3 separate regions of the Mus musculus genome follow, and all the other regions are linked to region 2. The links are chromatin loops, found by intact Hi-C in ENCODE. Cell type or tissue: heart. All regions are shown on one strand. Each heading gives the region's core, and the rest is flanking DNA. Links, peaks and the distances in the headings are about the cores only.

Region 1 (3,993 bases), core at 1-2,500, 73 kb before region 2:
CAGGTCTTGTGTAGCAGTTTCCTCAAGACCGAAATGCCCAATCCTGCAGAAAAGCTCATCGGGACAGGAAGTAAACAACTCAAAATAGCTTCAGGAAATCCCTGAAACTGAGTAGATTTACTAGGTACCCACCCCCCAAGAATTTATAAACAGTAAAGCCAAGGAACAGTCACCTTCAGACAAGCCAAAATGCAGAGAAGAGTCTTAAATAAGATACGCTGTAAACAAGAAACAGAAACCAGCCAAGTTATCTGGAAGAGGTTTACATAGACTGGACCACCTGGAAAGGACACTCTGACCTGTTGAGCTGCCTGCAGGCTGTGCAGGGTGCTCCACATTCCCAGCTCTGTAAGCTGCCACCAAGGCTGTGGTGAGCTTTGGTGATGCAGCTGACGTTGAATGATTCTTGGTCCTGTGAGTAACCCCTCACCCATATTCTTATATGTAACTCCAATGAAACTCCTGGCTCATTAAGTTGGACTTGGTGGTCTGTCATGGGCTTACTACCTAGGGTAAGTAGGCTGGTGTATGTGTGTGAGGAAAGTGGTGGTGGGGAGAAGTTGTGTGTGTGTGTGTGTGTGTGTGTGTGTGTGTGTGTGTGTGTGTGTATGTGTGTGTGTGTGTGAGAGAGAGAGGGGGGGGAGGTTTCCCCAGGAAAAGTCAGTTACACACCAGGTATAGGAAGGAGTCAGTGTCTCCCCAAGGTTCCTCTCTCAGACACTAACATTTTCTCACAACCCTTATCATTCAGAACTCAGTACCTCAAATCCTAGACAAACAATCCTGAATTGTCTTGTTGGGCAATTTAGGAAAATCAGGGATTGGTAGAAAATGTAAGTAGGTCCATGAGAGAAAAACCATCATTTATTGAGTTGTTCAACTGACATTTGGTAGATCCACACCTATGCGCCAACTATTATACTTGGTGCCCACATTGCAAAGATGAACGGAACCTGATCTTTCTTCTCAAAACTAGTAGCTTCTTCCAAATTTGAAAGCACTGAACAAATTATAATAGTAAGATTTAAAAATATTTCTGCATATGGGAAACTTTGGTTTTGTTTAAAAGCACAGTAGCAGACATGAATGGACATCTCACTCATAGAATTCTAAATGGCAGACACAGAAACTTGCCCAGGGCTTATAGGAGAACAGTCAGGCAGTTGAGATGTGCTTAGCTCTAGAGAGAGCTTTCCAGAGACACAGCTTGGGTACCTGCCAGAGGGTCCCAGCAAGCAGAAGACAGAAAGAGAGAAAAGTCCTATAGTGTGTGCAGGAAACTATGAAGAGCCTCCTATTGGTGATTCATAAATCCCGAAGCAGGAAATGAGCACAGAGATAAGAGAAAGCTGGAAACTTGGCTTGGGCTGCTCAGCTCGGAGGCAGCTCAACAGGACAGAGGATGTCCTTCCCAGTGGCTCAGCTGGTCTGAACCTCTTCTAGGCAGCTCCATCTACCCGGTTCAGCAAAGTGTCTACCTATACCAGTGAGCTTCCTCCAGTGGGCATGGGAGCCCCCGGAGAGTTTCAGTCAGAGAGATGGAGTGATCTGGTATGCACTTTTTGTTTGTTGAGACGGGGTCTCAATAAGTGACCCTGACTGAACATTCTAGAACCCACTGTGTACACCAGTCTGGTCTCAAAACTACTGTCATACTGAGCCTGCTATTAGAAGAATGGCTTTAAGTCCTAGCGCACCCTTATTGGGCTTGATTCCTGCTTTAGACTACAGTGTGGAGACTGGCTGAGGCGTTTGTTTTGAAAGTGTATCTTGACACTTTTTAGGTAAGAGGCAGATGAAGTTTTCAAGTAAGGAAAATTTTCTTACTTACATTATGGTCACACATGCACAGACAGCTCTCCAAAGGCTGTGGTAAAGAGCTACTAGGTACCAGGAGAAACTCATCTTTTTGTGTCATCACAAAGAACCAGGAGCCTGGCAGTGTTGGGGATTGAACCTGGGGCCTCAGTGCATGTCAAGCAAGCACACCATCACCCCCAGCTACACTCCTAGCCCTCCAGTCCCTTATCATCAGATTTGAGAGTCGGGTCTGTGGTACTTCCTGTGTCACACAGAAGCAGCTCACAGCTGGCTTTTTGTACTTTGGTTTGGGAAAAGTATGTAGGGAAGTAATTCAGCTTTGTCCCTTCTTCCTTTGATCCTTCCTTCCTTCCTTGCTTCCTTCCTTCCTTCCTTGCTTCCTTCCTTCCTTCCTCCTTCCTTCCTTCCTTGCTTCCTTCCTTCCTTCCTTGCTTCCTTCCTTCCTTGCTTCCTTCCTTCCTTCCTTGCTTCCTTCCTTCCTTGCTTGCTTGCTTCCTTCCCTCCCTCCCTCCCTCCCTCCCTCCCTCCTTTCTTTGTTTCTTTCTTCCTTCCTTTTCTTTTTTTTTTTTTTTTTTTTTTTTTTTTTTGTAAATAAGTTCCGTGTCTCTGCTTTGCCATGTTTTCTGTGATTGCTTTCCTGGAGCAGTCCAAGTGTGGGGTGTGAGCACCTTCTAGACCGGCTCATTTCTCAAGCCTTCAGCAGTTACTCACTCTTTCCCCCTGTATGTTCCAGAAGCAACTTCCAAGCAGCAAAACTGATGAGGAATTTTTAAATCTCCTCTCCAGGTCCCTAGACGGTCTGATGCATTTTTCTTACATCCTGATCTTTCCGAGAGGAGGCTACAGGGTGGCATCCTCTATTCCAGAACACTGGGTAACTCCAGGAAGAGGCAAGGAGGGCACTCTGAATGCTGGAGGGAGAGGGAAGCCTGTGAGCACCGTTCCCTGAGGTGTTGGGAGGAAGAAGGGCACTCAGTGGCTAATATACCATCTCCTTTCTACTCATGACAGGAATGAGGAGTTTCTCATTCCTGTGTCTGGCTCTGTACCCCTCATGGTAGCACGATGAATTGGGGTGTCATTGAGGCTGCTGAAGGCCCAAATTGGGTGTATGCAGCTGCCACATTTTCTACCAGTCAGGACTCTAAAGCAGCAGAGGGGAAGAGGTTTGGTTGGTGTGGTTGCTCTCTGTAACAGCCAGGGTGAAGGTGATAAGAGGGGTCACTTGGAAGGTAGCAAGCCATCAGCTGAGATGGGCCGAGGCAGTAGCTTTACTCAGAGGGTGAGTCCTTACCCATTTGAGACCCAAAGCAAATTCTCCAAGCCCTGTTGTATTTGGCTAACAGCAATCCCCAAACCACAGGCTCCAGGGCTACGAGCCAGCGTTCCAGAAGAAGCCACCCACGGAAGAAGAGAGATGGAAAGAGGAAGCCTGGCTCTGTGTGTTTGGAGACAATAGCTTTTAGAGATTCTTAATAAGGCCTCAAGCAAAATCTTGTCAACATTTATAGCTGCTGACCTGGGTGGGGGATTAACTGGTCTTCCTTCAAGTAAAATAATCAAAGAGTTATGGGTCCATCCTCTGTGTCCCAGAGCCTGGGGGACTTGCTCCGATGAGGAGCCTGGGCCTTGGGAAGCTCCTCTCTCTTATCCCTTCAAACTTCATTTCAAATAATTCTGTAAACTTTTAGAAATAGCTCCTCTGGGGGAGGGAGAGATGGCTCAGTCGATAAGAGCACCGCCTGTTCGACCAGAGGTCCCGAGTTCAATTCCCAGCAATCACATGGTGGCTTACAACCATCTGTAATGTGTTCTGATGACTTCTTCTGGCCTGCAGATGTACATGCAGATAGAGTGCTCATATTCATTAAATAAATAAATACATACATAACATAACATAACATAACATAACATAACATAACATAACATAGTTCCTCAGGAGTGGAGGAAAGGTTTGGCATCATCTATGAGGGGCTCGAGCAAGAAATCCAACCTCACTAGATAGGGTGCTGCGTGCCTTTAATCCCAGCACTCAGGAGGCAGAGGCAGCTGGACCTTTGAGTTAGAGGCCAGATTCCAAAACAGCCAGAGCTACAGAGAGACCCTGTTCGAAAAGCAAACAAAGAAACAACAACACATACAAAAGACAGGAACAAAGGAAGGAAGGAGGGA
Region 2 (6,022 bases), core at 1,842-4,341:
AGGTGGTTGGAAGATGGAGGATTTAATAAGGAGGAAGACAGAAAGCGCCCGCACAGCGCTCCGCACAGAGTAGGTGTTCAATAAATGTCAAGGAGTCTGATTCTCACATCAAACATCCAGCTGGGCGAACGGTGCACAGAGGAGGGAGGCTGCCTCTGACAGCCACGGTTCTTCCTCCCCCACTCTTCCACCATCTGCTCCATCCTGGTCGGATCATGAGAAACACATCGAGTTCTTTCCCTCCTCCGAAGGGAAAAGCTGCTCCTTATGCCAGGAACCCCGTGTTCCCAGATCTTGGCAGGGCTGGCTCCCCCTTGTCCTTCAGGCCTCAGGCTAAATGCTACCTCCTCAGAGAGGCCTTTTCTAGTCACTTCTCCCTCCAGGGCTCTCTGTCACATCATGCTTTTATTCCTCCTGACAATTGGCAGGAGCTGGAATGACTTGGGTTGGCTTCTGTGCCTGCTTTTTGTCCCAATAGACTTCAACCTCAGAAAGAGAAACCAGCTGTGTTTCTCATGGCTGGGACTCCTTAGGCTAGATGTGCTGATGCCTGGTTGGCATGTGGTCAGTCCCTGGGCAGATGATATAGTCTCACAGGCGAAGGTCTATGTGACCAGGGCCTCACAGGGAGAACCGGAGTTTACCACAGGAAGTTAGCAGAGAGGTCAGGGCTGGTCAGTGTTGCTCTGAGCCGCTCTGTCCAGGGGAAGACAGAGCTCTGAGTCCAGAAACAGCATTAGACATTTGAATGGAAATGCTTTGGGGTGACATGGAAAGGCGTGGGTGCCACTAGTACAGTTATGGCCCCTCCATTGAATTGAGGGCTTCCAGTATCCTTCTGAGCGAGATGTGTGTGTGTGTGTGTGTGTGTGTGTGTGTGTGTGTGTGTGTGTGAGTGAGTGAAGGGGGGAAGGGACTACCTACTGGTCAGAAGAGATCTTATCCAATGGCCAAACCTAGTTTCCAAACACAATTCTTAACAAAGATTGTAAGAATTGCCATGTGTTGGGCAAGCACTAAGCTCCAACCACTCCACTAGCCATTTCATGTACAGCATTCTATTTAAGGCTCAGACATCACAGGAGATGTCATTATTCAGTGTCCGAAGGTAAGTGGGAAAGAGTGACTAAGATGTCTGGGGTCACAGAGCTGGGCCATGAGGAAGAGAAGTTCAAACACAGCTGCCTCCTACTCCAAAGCCAGTGCTCTTAGCTACAATCTTTCTGGGCAGAATTATCTCACAGGTGAATCAATTCATTGAGTTTGGCGCAGTCCTTGCAGACTGAGTCATTCTAAATCAGACTGCCCGAACCTGTTCCTCTCCCGGAAACTGATCCCTTAACTGCCAAAGTCAAGGCCAAGACTCTGGAAAACTCTGGTAACCTGACAGTGCATTTGCTGTGCCCTTTCCCAATTAGAGAGTTGTTCTTCTCTAGGGCAGAAGAACCACAAGAAGCAGGGTTTAATTACCGGACATATCTTGCTTTGCTCAGCCCAGGAGGGGCATGGTTAGAAACTCAGAGAGGCAGGCACACTGCTCGGAATGCCAGCTCCTGTATTCAGTAACCACATGACCTCGCATGGGCATGTTTCCTTGTGGATTGCATCGTAACCCTCACCTGTGAGTGTAAATGTGGGTCAGAACAATCTCACAGTGTTGCTGTGGGGATTACAGGAAGATGCATGTCAAATGTCAAGCACTTTGCTCCTCTTCCAGCAAGCCCTCTATGCAGTTGCTAGCCTTTCCCCTTATTGTGAATAGTGTCCAGGCAGGGGCACAGCTGATCGAGTGGGTTGGAATCGAGGCACGACTGCTCAGCCACTGGCTTTGGGTGTAGATTGTCCCCCTGGATTCCTCATCTTTAAACTCTGAATAACTTAGTAAGCTTTGAGGGTGACAGCCATCCTTAAGTCAAAGCTGTCTTCTGTTGGGAAATTAACCAACACCAGAGGCAGGGGATGCCTGGCCTCAGATGGATGGCATCTGCACCGTCTGACTCCCAATGGTACATCCTGAGCGTGGGCTCCAGTGTGTGCTGTACCAGCTTGTCTGCACAGTAGCCTGCTGTTTAACTTGGAGCATTGGAGGGCAATCAGCACAAGAATTGCAGAAAGAGAGACTTCAGAGCCTAGTCTGTGCACATTGTGAGTCCATTCTGTAGGAATCTTAGTGGGTGGTGGCAGGTCATTGTCTTCCCCATGGGAAGGAGGTTTATAGATGGTTTGTATATGTGTGTGTGTGCTCGTGCGTGCACGCGCTCCTGAATGTGGCAAAGCACTGTCTTTTCACAGGTAGAAAACCTCAGATCATTTGGCACCCTAGTTTCTCAGTAACTGAAAGCGGGCTCTGGGAGTGAGTGGGTGGGATGTGGTGCTGAGATGCTGAGGCCTTCAAGGTCCCCAAAGAGTACCTGGGTCTGTAGGCTTTTATTAAGTTTCTGTCACATGGCCCATGACCAGTCAGTTACCAACACTGTGTCCTAGAGGACCCAGACTTCCCAATCACCTTTGTCTGGAACAATCCCTTCCTGGGGCCAAGTAGATTAAACATTCATGGCCAACAAAAGCTTACGCTTACCTCCCTCTCATGCCTGTAATTGTGACCTGTCCTAATGCTTGGAGCCCTGGCTGCTGCTCCTCTGATTTCTTTTATGGGTCCTAGTGAGTACCCTGGGGTGTTACCTATCTGTGCTTGCAGGTTTCCACTAACCTAACCTTTCTTGTCAGTCAGGCCGAGGGGTGTTCCCTGAACCACCCAAAGGCCACACAGTAAAAATACACCAAGCCAGGAAGAGTATGTCCCTCTGAGCTTACATTTCTTTTGCTTGAAAACTGGAGACACTGGACGAGCTCCTAATAGTTCAATCTGTACAAATGACTTATTCCGTCCAACCCTCCATCCACTATGGAACATAGTTTTAGCACCTCTCAATCTCAATTCGGAACGGCACAGGAAAAGTAAGTCTCTCACACCATGGTAAGAAGACAACCCGGCAAAACAAAGTCAAGGTGGGTCTGTGGGAGGGGGCAAGATGACTAGCTTCTCTGAGCCTGCGCACAGGGTGATCTGGGCGCAGGCGTTGCAGACTTGTGGGTCACAAAAGTCGCTCCCTCCTCTTGTAGAGCCTCCTCCTGTCTCCCCAGCATTACTCGGCGCCCTGAAATGCCTGCCTCCCCGCAGCGGGTGCCGGTTGTCCTCCAGAGGGCGGCACAAAGGTCTCCTTGTGGGTCTGCAGCCCGGGGAGGGCGGGGGAGCGCCGAGCCTCCTGGTGACTCACGCCCTTGCCATTTCCTTTGTGCGCCCCGCTCCAGCGCGTGGCTGCGGGCGGGGGCGCGGCTTTGGCGCTGGCGGTGCGGGCGCCCCGGGAAGCCGCCGCGCGCTTTCATGTGGGCAGGGGGCTCCCGGCACGCGAGGCCGGCCCACGCGCACAGCCTCCCGGAGGCCCGCGGCATCTGGATCGGCTGCGGTGGCGACATGCTCGCAGCCTGGCTTCTTCAGGGCTCAAAGCAGAGCACCCGCCCTTGGGGAGGCATGTGGTCCCCAGCAGGCGCTGCTCCGCGGCTGGTCTCCTCCGAGGGCGCGTCCTTGTGGAAAAGTGAAAATTAACCACGGCAGGGAAGGGCTCGCACGGCTTGCTGCGCGATCTGGGGGATCTCTAGTCCCAGCTCTAGAGTCCCATCAGCAGCTGCCAAAAAGGCTGTGCAGGGGACATGTCTGCAAGCCATCTGCATCCAGCAACTTGCCAAGGTGATGATGCCTGGATACCAGGCAGAGCAGTGGATCCAGTGAGCGATGGCCTGCCTGGGAGCCGGGAGATAGTCTTCCCCAGCATCTGTTAACAGTGGGCTCCCAAGTCCCCCTCTTTCCGGTGCCTGCCCTGGTTTCATCTCTGCCCATGCGCAGTTTCCTTTGCCACAGAGACACTCTAAGCAACTTGTACATCACCGCAGCATTTTCACAAGCTGTTCTCAGCAAGGAAAGCCCATCCCATCCTCCTGAAGGACACCTGGCCTTCAGCCGGAAGCTGCTCCTTAGAGTCTGGTTGAATGCTACTTTTGTGCACTCCTCTGAGAAAGAATATTTACAGAGCCTTGCGGCAGCCTGGATAGTTATCCAGGGTCGTGCTATGACTCTTCCTTTATACAAAGGCAAGCGGTAGGCTGAAATAGCACATGAGTGAGTGAGCAAGAGAGTGAGCAAGCAAGAGACTGGTTAAATGAAAGACTTGGGAAAGGCCATTTCACTGACTACTGACTAGCCCTGGGTGGTGTTCGATAAACCCTATTGGAATCCCAAGGAACCAGAGTAACTCTTTGGTTGTGCAAAGAGTTTGTCTGGGCTCCCAGGTGCAGGCTGCAGTGCACTTGGGAGATGCTTGCTCTCAGCGAGGAAGGACCCACCAAGACCAAAGGAAACACCGTTGGTATCAAGATCTAGGGCCAAAGCCAGCGTGCGGATCTATCAAGATTCTAGAGGAATATGGAAACAAAACCAAGCACGATATAACAAGGCTCATTCTGCCTTCCCCTTGTGCCAGCTCAGTTCTGATAACACATAGTGGGTACAGAGAGCATCGCTCCTCCCCACTCCTGTGCCCAATTGCCACCAGTGTTTAAAGTTTGCAGAGCCTTCCCAAGTGTGCTCACTGGGGATGATTGCATGGGTGTGGAACTCTTCTTCCCAGATTTTAAGATGGTCATCAAGCTGAGCATGGTGGCTCAAGTCTTTATTCCCAACACGCGAGAGGCAGAGGCGGGAAGATCTATGAGGTCCATGACAGCCTGGTCTACAGAGCAAGTTTCAGGACTACATATGGAAACCGTGTCTTGAAAACAAAAACAAAACTAGCCAAGTAACCAAAAACATAAAGAACATAAGGTTTCCATAGTTCAATGAATCCTGAGATTTTTAGTGAATATTAGGCAATACAAAGCGACATGACACGTGGTTCTTGCCACCAGGAGCACTCAAACTTGACCAAGGAAGAAGTATGTGATCAACATGATAGAAACATCATGGAAGCCGGGGCCAAGATAAAGGTGAGGTCTGTTCTCTGTGAGGTCAGAGAAGACCACAAAGAAGCTTGTAGAAGGGACCTTGAGGGGTGGACAAGAGTCCTCTGAAGACAGAGTGACTGTGAGGAAAGCTCTGAGAGACAGGTGCTGTGACAAGGGAAGTGTGACACCATATGGTCACAGCCTTTCATTGTATGGGTATGGCTGCTGCCTTTGGCTAGATGATATTAACCCTTTTGACTTTTTGAGTTGACAGAGACGATCAGAGCAAACACGGTTTATAAACTTGAAATTCCTGGAAGTTCCTTTAAGGCCCTTTCTTTGGGTGTTACCAAGTGTCTGGGGCAATTAATTGACCTTACATGTTGCTGTGAGTAACCCTCCCATAGGGAGTGTAAATTTGAGCATCTTTGCTGGTTAAATTGATAACGGGTGTGTGTTAGGGGGTGATAAAATGAATCTTTGTGTCTCCCCACCCCATGATTCATAGGTTGAAGTCCTAAGCATCAATGTAATGGTATTAGGCAATGGGGCCTGTGGAAGGCAATTAGGTCACACGGGTAAAGGCCTCGTGAACAGGATTAATGCTCTGAGTTGAGAGCCTTCAGGCAATGTTCTCCCCTTCTTCCTTCTAATAAGGATACCACAGACCTGCAGTCTCTCTAGAGCAGCAGTCATCAAGCTGTGGCCCTTCACAGGGATCACGTACATATCAGATATTTACACTAGGACTCCTAACAGTAGCAAACTTACAGTTATGAAGTAGCAACAAAATAATTTTATGGTTGGAGGTCAGCACAACATGAGGAACTGCATTAAAGGGCCGCAGCATTAGAAAGGCTGAGGACCACCGCTCTAGAACCAGGTAAACACACACCAGAACCCCACACAGACCACATGCCCTGATTTCAGACCTCTGGCTTCGAAAAGATTGAAACGTAGTTTCTCATACCAGCCAGTCTGTAGTAATTTGCTATCACAGACAGAACTGACAAGATGGCAAGGG
Region 3 (3,993 bases), core at 1-2,500, 52 kb after region 2:
GGCAGCTGAGGTCAAGCTCTTGGCTGCTCACTGTCACTCTCCTCTCAGCAGATGACCCCATCCCAGCACCTATCCAAGTCCTCGGCCAGTAAGCTCAGGAGAAAACACCCAACACCAAAAGCTTCAAAGGCTTGGCTGATAAGATGTGTTCAGGTACCTACCTGCCATCGTGGCAGTGTTCCTCTGAGTCCTCCTCGAGGACAGTGACATATGGTCAGTCAACACAATCTAGCAAACCCTGAGCAAACTGCCCAGTGCACCTGTGCTTCCAATGAGCAAATGACAGCACCTGGGAGGGACAGGTCTATGAATGTGGCCAAACCATCAGGGACTCTGTTCTGTTCTTTTGCATATTGCTGTTATCTCTGGGGCCCAGTCCTACACTGCTGCACTCTGTAATTCTCCTGTCAGGTAATGGTCCTTCAGGGCTTCAGAAGCAGCACTTTGGGGGACAACGACAGGTACTTCACCTCTGTGACTTAGAGGTTCAGCCAACACTGTCCAAGAAGAGTTCCAATATAGACAATAAACTTACACAAGACATCAGAGGCAAAATTGGTCTTGCTCTCCTGGAGTGGTTCTTCCTTACCAATCACTGCCAGGAGGCAGAACAGAACTGGGGCAGGGCCGTAGGCTGCATCAGAATCTCTGCAGCTATGTGAGCTCACGTTAAATATTGACTCTGCTCCTGGCTTCCTCGTGCAAGACAGAAATGCTGATGTGTGCCACCATCCTAGAGCTGTTCTGAGAGTTGAATCGAACCTCCAGCCTCCAACACTTAGGAAACCACCTGAGTGCATGGTATTCACTTAGCCAGAGGGTAGCAATTGTCACTGTTGATCACAGTGAGAGAGAGAGGGATGCCGGGTGCTCACGGATGCTTGCTGGAAGGGAGAGGCATCACATGGGCTAGGGGAAGTGGGGGGGGGGTTCGGAAAGGGCTTAAGAGGTGCTGATTCTGGTGGAGCAGGAAACCTCACGCTCCCATCTTGTTTTTCTCTGCTGGAATATGCTCTCACACTTGGATGGACATACACACCCCGCAACAGATTTGCAGCTGTCAGGAGAGAGAGATAACAGGGGAACAACAGCCAGCAGCTGGGCTCGCTGCCCCACTCTCTCAGGCTGTTCCAGCTCCAGCTGTGAGGAAAGAGGAAGACTGGAGCCAAAATCAGCCTCCCCCACCCCTGAGAAAATCCACCTAGATTAGACAGCTGCCTGTTCTGCCTCCTCTCCCTTGGGCTTTCAGCTGGAGCCTGGGAAATTGGATGAGGAGGTGAGGAGCTGGGAGGCCAGGAAATGGGCTCTGTTTATTCCCCTCTTCCTGGAGAGTAAGCAAAGGACCCCCGCCGTGGATCTGGGTGTCTAGCCTGGCCTACAGCTGTTGCGTGTCTGGGCCAGGCATCTGTCTTGCTCCACTGTGAGTAAGGGGGGTGGTGTTGGGGGAGTTGTTTCCATCCCGTTCCAACTGTGGTTCCCAGCCCTGGCCGTCCATGACATTCACCCAGAGAGATTTCCTGCAGCATCCCAGAACAACTGAGTGGGGTCTCTTTGAGGAGGGTCAGGGTGCTGGAACTTTTTAAAATCTCCTAGAAGATTTTAATGCTCGTGGTTGAGAACCTGTGATTGCAAAGAAAAAAAAAAAGTGAGGCTCTTGGGAGCCACAAATCACTGGCTTCCGTGACTTTGGAAATGGTTCGGCTCACGCTTGCCACATCCAGTCTAGCTCCAGAATCTGACCTGACCGCTGTGGCAAGGAATGAAGAATAGTCTGACAGACTGGCACACAGACAGAGGGCTGGGATCTGGTGGTCTGTGCTCTCTGCTGGAGAAGCCACCGTCTCTCAGAAGTCTAGTGTGTTTATTACACGGAGTGGAAAGGGGAGGCATGGTTATTGCAAATAGCTGAATAAAAAAACAGGGTTAATGGTACTCAGCCACACCAACGACGTAGGTTTAGCTACTCTTCATAGGACAGTCTCTGTAAGGGAGCAGTCTTCAAGTCATGAGTATCTGGAAGGGGTAGGAGGCTATGGTGGACTTTTTTTGCACACACTGTCAGTGCTCACACTTGCACACTTGGCTCCTTGAGGAAGGCTTTGCCATTTCTCTCTCTGAGCCTGAGGCTATGGGGTCCTAGACATGACTGTACCTGTATCAACAATACAAATCCACTCAAGACTTTGCCCACTCAGGGCCTCCTGCTGTATACAAGTGTCTGCTTTAGAGATGGGAACTGCATGGCTTTCACTTCGCATACCACAGCCGGAATGATGAAGACACCTTGTGAATATGCAGGCCTTGGAGGACAGTGCTAGTTGCTATCAATAGTGACAAGACAAGGCTCTTGCTATCCAAGAGCTGGGCAGAGGAATGGCCATGGACCTTCTGAATGTCACCATCTGCCCTTGGGTAGATAAGGAAGGGCAAGCTTCCAAACCCTAACCCCTCAGGGCATCTTAACCCCTAAGGCTGGTGCCGGTGCAGTAGTTCCACCCTTATGTCTGGGAAAGATGAGCCCCACTCTTTACAGGGCCATGCCTGTCTCCACAGTCATAAGGAGTCAGTAAGTTCATATTGTGGACTCTCTTTTGTATACCGAGGGCTCCCAGATTCCCCAATGAAACACAGATGGGTGCTTTTAGGACCTGCCCGGGCCTTTCCTCAGGTCTGTCTTTGAGAATCTGGGTTGGGCTACAGCAGTACACATTGCTAGGATCAGAGTGAGCAAGCGGGCAGCAGTGCTCAGGGGATTTGGAAAATAGCTTTGACTTTGAACCATACGTCCAGATGTGTGCCTGTGTGGGCATCTGAGGCTTCTTGCAGACAAGGTTATTGAAGGAGGAGGGAAAAGAAAGGGCCTGGGTATGGGCCAGAGGCACGCTTCTCTTCTGCTACCAAGTTCTGGGGCAAAATTCCTGGAATTTGAGAATTTTAAGCTAGAATTGGAGTTTTTGGCTCTTACAATATGCCTCTGTAAAGATAGGGAGATAGGATATATTTCAGTAACTGTTCTAATCTCATTTTATAACTTTTAAATAATAGACGGAGTCATTGGAACACTTGCTCCAGGCACTGCAGCCATGTCTGCTGGGCGAGTGTACCAAATCTAAGGTTCAGAGAGTGGAGGGTGCTCTGGGTTTTGTATCTGTTTAGCACTATGGCTGGGAGTCCTTGTGCTCTGCAGCCTCTGCCCAGCCTTGCCTGAAAAGCATCACTGAAGCTTTATCAGACTAAGGAGCAAGGATGGGGCTGGGGCCAGGGAGAGCCATCGTGGATGTTCTCAGTCTTGAGCAGCTCGCCTTGTCTGGCCTGCAGTGTCCCTCCATAGAGAGAAGGCTTTTGAGTTAAAGTTGCCTCGTGTTTCATCTCATCAATCAACACATTGAACTAAAGTCCCCAGGGCCCCCTCCCTCACAGTAAATCAATTGTCCCACATAATGCCAGCCAGTGCCCACTGGCTCCACAGAGCTTTCTAATCAAGCTGAGACCAAATCTCAGAGGAGCATGTGGATCTTACTGCCCTGTCAAAGCCTCTAACTTGAAGAGTGACAATCACCAGTCCCCATGAGCACTGTGGAGAGTAATCTGAAGTAAAGGGATTAGTGGAGGCTTTATTTGGAGGGAACTCTTATGGCTGGTTGATGGTTGAACACACGCAGACAAGGGACGCTCATCTGGGACCCAAGACCAGAAGGTGGTGAAACAGGAGTGCTTGAGAAGTCTGTGATCGGGTCAAGTGGGCTGTGTGCAGGTCAGAAGGTGTAGGTGCTGGGCTGTGTGCAAGTCAGAGGGGGGTGGGCTCAGTAGTTCTGAGTCCTGTGGACTGTGTGCAAGCCAGCTGATGTGAATGCAGTAGATTCCAAGTTCTGGACTAGGAAAGTCTGAAAGAATCATGACAGGCAGGCCCTGGAGCCATCCTTGTCTCCACCCTGACATTCTCAGCTGGACTAAGGCCACCCACAAGCAAATATTTTCATGTTATTGATCATT

What was found. Hi-C counts contacts between places; a loop is a spot of excess contacts. Peaks named below come from ENCODE experiments on the same cell type or tissue, not always from the same donor. Only the 100,000 strongest peaks of a DNase experiment are listed, where the experiment ranks them.
Region 1: a loop joins it to region 2, with 1.8 times the contacts of the local background. A loop is called at or near these places in 2 of 42 quality-filtered maps.
Region 3: it touches region 2 in a loop (3-fold over the local background); 6 of 42 quality-filtered maps call a loop at or near these places.

What each region holds. Positions count from the first base shown.
Region 1 is chr16:29,884,288-29,888,280 of GRCm38, reverse strand. No RefSeq gene overlaps it. Among named protein-coding and RNA genes, the nearest start is that of Gm52263, 2.4 kb to the left of the region's middle. In heart, for the core only: CTCF peaks have their summits at 1,128 and 1,328; a DNase peak (open chromatin) is centred at 1,360; H3K27ac peaks cover 1,297 bases.
Region 2 is chr16:29,811,420-29,817,441 of GRCm38, reverse strand. Gm46567 (predicted gene, 46567) reads right to left here and starts at 3,892. Exons shown (of 1, transcript NR_164311.1): 1 at 2,409-3,892. In heart, for the core only: a CTCF peak has its summit at 3,200 (motif pointing right); a DNase peak (open chromatin) is centred at 3,261; H3K4me3 peaks cover 1,326 bases; H3K27ac peaks cover 2,218 bases; H3K27me3 peaks cover 570 bases.
Region 3 is chr16:29,759,268-29,763,260 of GRCm38, reverse strand. No RefSeq gene overlaps it. Among named protein-coding and RNA genes, the nearest start is that of Gm46567, 52 kb to the left of the region's middle. In heart, for the core only: no CTCF peak of the experiment used is centred there; a DNase peak (open chromatin) is centred at 1,220; H3K27ac peaks cover 571 bases; H3K27me3 peaks cover 1,733 bases.